Linked DNA regions of Homo sapiens: region 2 is linked to region 1. The links are chromatin contacts, found by Hi-C in ENCODE. All regions are on one chromosome and are shown on one strand. The core of a region is the stretch at or near the end of the contact, and the rest is flanking DNA. Distances in the headings are between cores, read along the strand shown. Region 1 overlaps MEF2C-AS1 (MEF2C antisense RNA 1). Region 2 overlaps MEF2C-AS1 (MEF2C antisense RNA 1).

Evidence for each region. Hi-C counts contacts between places; a loop is a spot of excess contacts on that map. Pooled maps may share reads with other maps.
Region 2: a map of aorta shows a loop between it and region 1 (4-fold over the local background). The contact joins two enhancer-like sites. A Hi-C loop is called at or near these places in 2 of 168 maps with a recorded cell type or tissue (both aorta), 2 of 37 single-sample maps with no recorded cell type and 5 of 50 pooled maps.

The regions. Positions count from the first base shown.
Region 1 is chr5:89,086,327-89,089,026 of GRCh38, forward strand. The region is part of intron 3 of MEF2C-AS1 (MEF2C antisense RNA 1); the gene reads left to right. Among named protein-coding and RNA genes, the nearest start is that of MEF2C-AS1, 200 kb to the left of the region's middle. Within about 2 kb of position 1,270, at least 2 of the 41 ENCODE cell types and tissues checked have a DNase peak (open chromatin) inside an H3K27ac peak, as active enhancers do.
Region 2 is chr5:88,941,763-88,944,462 of GRCh38, forward strand. All of the region lies in intron 2 of MEF2C-AS1 (MEF2C antisense RNA 1), which reads left to right. Among named protein-coding and RNA genes, the nearest start is that of MEF2C-AS1, 60 kb to the left of the region's middle. Within about 2 kb of position 1,354, at least 4 of the 41 ENCODE cell types and tissues checked have a DNase peak (open chromatin) inside an H3K27ac peak, as active enhancers do.

The DNA of each region.
Region 1 (2,700 bases), core at 20-2,519:
CAGGACTACAAATTATCTTCAATATCTTTTTCTGACCACCCACCTTACTCCTAAGGGAACCCTTTATGAATGAAATTATCCCAGGAATTACTATCTCTGAAAGTGGAAATAACAGGAGGAGTATTACAATGCAGACATACGCAGTTATTATTTGTAACATTGGCAGGCTAAGTCAAGGTTTTTTTTTCTTTAAAGCATAGAGGGAGATGGATGTGTAATCTCATTCTGTCAAGAATGCTGAAGATTTTCATACATCACTGTGTTTCAAAATAAATTACGTGCATAGTAGGCTACATTAAACCAACATTCAGCACTGAATGTTTCTTCACCATTGCGATGCTTTTTTATCTCTTGAAATAAGAAACACATTTAACTTGGTTTCTATGATCATCTTGAAAATAATGCTGTCTTGTTTTGGCATAAAGTAGAAACATATATTTTTAATCAAGAAGTATGCTTTTCATTGAGAAAAGGGGAGAGCCAGCACCTCGTGCTAACTTTAAAGTGGTTTTATAGAGTTGTGGAGGGTGGACATGGCCCACTTCATCCGTTGGTTAACATGCCCACTGCTGACATCAGGGCTGGCTTCAGAGGAATATTACTGAGTGAGGTTTCACTCACTTCTGTCAAGTCTTCTCTCCCACCTCAGGATGAAAAAAGGGAAATGTCATTTCTTTTAAGCTTGGATGCCATGTTCAGACTTTTCCCACAGGCTTTATTTTAGACTTTTACCTCCTGCACTGCTAATGGGAAATTGCCAGTAGTGTTGACTCTCTCTCCTACCCCATCAAATTTTCTTTTTTAGCTAAATATGTACAAAAAGTTTTATTGAAACATGCCAAGTCACAGCTCGGTATTCCCTGATACTACACAAAATGAGTTGCAATAAAAATAGCACTGAAAATCTGAAATTACTGAATGCACCCATTTTTGCAGTTAAATACCATGAAAGACAGAAGGGAATTTACAATATGCTTCAAAGGGGTTGGGGGAAACACCTCTTCTCAGTCTAATAAAACTTAGTAGCTCGGGGTCACTTCCTAATAGGTGCCATTTCCTCTATTTTAATAAAGGTATTTTAGCACCTGAATTCTATGCCAGATACCATTGTCATTTTTTCCAGTGACTGGCTCAACTAAATGCTAGTGGGGGCCAGACACTCTTCAAACACTGCTGCTTAATGCCAAACACAACTAACATGCATATGGAAGAAGCCAGGAAAAGCAGTAACCTCCCTAATTATAGCCAAAGGCTCAGAAGTCCAGAGACCATACAGGAACCTCTAGCTTCTGGGGTGGACAGGGGTCAGGAAGCTCCTCCACCACGGATCCCTGAATTGGCAGCTATCCTTCCCCACCCCATCAACACAGAGTCATTTTTTGCCTGCCAAATCCTTGTCCAACCCCAATTCAAATCTATTTATACTCGCCTTTCCTATTTCTGGGCTCAGATGTTAGCCCATACGGTGTGTTGACCGGCACTAAATGTTACTGTGCGAGACCAGCGTTTGCCAGCTTCCTTGGTTGCTGACAGCAGGGAGACAAAAGTTCTGAATATTCGGAGGGACCTTAATCTTCTTAGCATAATCCTGGCCTCAAAGTGGTGGTAAGGTTCAACTTAAAAGCACCAGTCTCCTGAAATGGAAGAATTTAAGAGGTTAAGAGGTGATGCCAGCTGGACTCCTTCGGCCACAGTGATGGATGCCCAGCAGTGGTTCTTAAACTGTGGTGGAGGCAAAAATCACCTGGGGAATGTGTCAGTGGTGCAGGTACTCGGCCTGCCTACAGAGAATCTGATTCAGTCAGACTGGGACGGGCCTAGGAATTTGCTTTGAGTAAGCACTACGGGTGATGGTGATGCAGGTGGTCTGAGGCTCCGACTATGAGAAGCAATCCTAGGTCTACACTGCTTTCCCCCAGAATGCCAGGCTCTGTTTCAAGAGTAAGGGGATTAGCAACCCAATTTAAACACCTTAGTGATGGAGTGCTGCTTTAATTCAGATTTATTTAAAGCTTTGGAACACTGAACTTTGTTGTAGAAGCTTTACTTAAAATTCTGAGGTAGACTAACCTCCTTTTCTGAGTTCAATTTTAACAAGGAAGGCTATTTGAAGACTGCGGTCCTCGGTTTGTGAGGTCTGAGCATAAAAAGAAAATAAAACCCTACAAGTTGGACCTTCTTATGTAAAACTAGACCTCATTCTTTTTAAAAGGTGTGACCTTGGATCATTAAAATTTTTCTGAAGAGAAGAAATCTGGGATAGATAGCTTTCCTGATAAAATGTGCAGTCGAAATTGTAAGCAGCTTATGTGGTGCTCTATCATTTACGCTGTTTAAGGGGGCACTTAAATGAAAAGGAATGTTTTAAAGTTAACTCAGCTGAATTCTATGTAGAACAGAATAAGCAATCCCCAGGGTGCACAGCTTTTGATGTGTTCTTCTGCTTCACTATTTATGGATAACTTAAGAAAACAGTGCCACCTTCCATTTTGAGGGGAGTGGAGTAGGTGGGCGATTCTGTGCTGTGCAACCATAGAACAAAAGACATAGCACATTTAAATAAAAATAAAATAAGCAAGTATTATTCATACAACAGTGCCAAAAAGAGTGAGCCCTTTGTTCTAGTCATCAGAGTTTGTGGGTTTGGGTTTTCAGGGTAGACAAACACACAAGTAAACACTTTTTTTTTTTTTTAAAGAG
Region 2 (2,700 bases), core at 104-2,603, 140 kb before region 1:
GACATGCCTCAAACACACCAATCATTTGCACTTGGGAAATCAACCCTCACTAGCAAATTACTCCTGCCAACAAAATAACCCAATCAGCATGCAAAACTGGTAGCGAGCTGGGAGAGGGCGATGAGAGTGGTGTTCACATGGCTCCCTCTGTTTCCCTTTCCCCAGGTCTGGGCACACACTGTCAGTCAGTGGCCCCTGACTCAGAAAGAGGTTTGATTTAAACCATTTCATTTTCTGCTCTCAGACTGGGAATTTATTTAATATGAATGTCATCATTATAACAAAACTCAACTGTATTCTAGCAAAAATTTGGCTGATCTATGAAGAATATTGGAAGGAGAATCTGTGAACCCAAAAATACTAGACCACTGCTTATTCAGTTCTGCAATTTTGTCACTTTAATGGACTCTTCAGAGTGCCAAATCACTAGTCCTACTGACTATACAAAAATTGGCCATCAACATGCCTGCCTCCAACAAATTGTTGCTGTTACTTCATGTTATCCACTTTGGGCTTAGAGACTGAAGGCCAAAAAGCATCCAATTTTTATGGTAAAAAAGTGCATCAGGAGGGCAACTACATACAAAGTTACCCTCCCAGTTTGACCCTGTCCTTAAGTTTTTATTGCCTGAACTGGCACCAAAGAAACTCCTTGAAAATAACACATTCCTTGTCCATTCAGTGGTTAATGATGCTTAAAAAAAATCACAGTTTGTGACTGTGACCTAAATTATGCCAGAAGCTGTAAAACCATGGTTTCTTTAAATTCAAATATGACCCACATGCTTTAAAACCACTACACTGACCCTATAGTACTGTTGCTGAGTGTGCGTGTCCTCACATAAACACAGACACACACACACACACACACACACACACACACACACACTCCCCACTTGGCATTAAATGACTCGATAAAAGAAATGGTATTTTTCAGACTTCCATGTTAAAAAAAAGGCTCATGAAAGAGATGTAAGTGAGCTTTAAGCCAAACATTTGTTTGGCTTTGCTGCAGCAGGCTGCAGGAATGTAAACTTTTTTTTTTTTTTCAATGACTTCAGCTCCTAATTTGAAAGCTAGGATTTTTAGGAGTGAGCAAGAGACTATATTTGGCCAAAAAATTCTGCTGGCTTTACTTAGCCAATCTGCACATTCAAAACAATACTTCTTTATCAAAAAAACAATAGTCTGTTTTATTCACAGCACATGTAGAAGTTGGAACATCGACTAAATTCCACTTTCTTCTCTTGCAGTGTGTCTGTAACCAGCTAATGAGCTGCAACAGAGCCTGGCCTTCATTTTCAGCAAATTAAGTTCATCCCTCATAGGAATTGTGGTCTGGCTGTGGCACCGCTCCTAGGTATGGGTGGGATTTGTTTCTTCTAGCAGTTGTAGGTTAGCCACATGGGTACGTGCTGTCGCACCACACAACAAAATTTTCTCTATAATAACCAGTCTAAGTAGGCTTTTACCCCACAAAAGTAGATCCCATTTAATTTACTTTGTGTTTATAGCACTCCCTCTCAAACCGCACCATTGGCACAGACTAATATTTATACAACTTTTTATTTTAAACTATTTATTTGGAGTTGAGACTTCAGTAGCACTCCCTGTCAGATTCATTGAACAAGCTTAAATTCAGGATACTGAAAATGTAAATTGGGAAGAGGGATGTATGTTCTTGGGATTCTTTTCTCCCGTGCATGGACACCCAAACAACTCTCACTGTAGTAAAGGGAGGTTACACATGTGTTGATAACATTTGTATTACTGCTGGTAGGAAATTGAACATTGATGGGTGGTTTTAAAAGCCTGCTTTTGCCTATTGTGTTTCCACATTTCTTTGCCAATATAGTTGGTCAAATTAGTTATGCAAAATGCATCTAAAAACTTCTAATCCAAAAGTGTCAATGTTGTTAAAGATTTCTTTTCATACACAAAGAAATATTACATTGCTCCATTATTTTAATGGAAGTCGTTAGTCAAATACGCTTTTGCCACAGAAAGAAAAGGGAAAAAATTCTTAATTTTGTATCTGACCTCTGCTTTGGGGCCTTACTTTAAGTTACATTTTTCTTAAATAAAGCTTTTCTGTTTTTTAAAGTGAATGACGGGATGTTAACTTTAAATAGACATTTAACCACATAAAGTATAGTGGCAGATGGTTCATTTTTCTACTCAGGGTAGACACTTTATTCAGGTAATGATATTTAATCCTCATTTTCTATGAAATCTGCATGTTGTTCTTAAATCTGATACTATTTTGTGATTTAAAATGAGTGTTGGGTTAACTTTGTTTACAAGTGAAGTATTTATCCCTTTGATTCTCTTTTACTTTCTTCTTTTGGTAAACACCTATCCGTTTCTAAGACCCACTTATATGTTATCTCATCAAGGAAAATTTTCCCATCCTCCCAAAGGAGAACAGAACTCCACTGTAGTGGAATAAGTTTTTTGAGGTATGAACCAATGCTTCTGTCCTCCTAATATTCTTACAACCTCTAACCCGCCTCTGCATTCAGGAAACCAGAATACATTAGGGAGGAGACAGCAAAGGAAAACAAAAGACAATAAAGGAATCGATGTATTTGTTTTGTAACTCAAAGTTAAAGTCCAAATTTAGAAAATAGATTTGAAAGCATAACGGGTCAATTTCTGTTGTGCCTCTGAAGAAGAAAGTTGAGAAAGAACGAAGAGGGC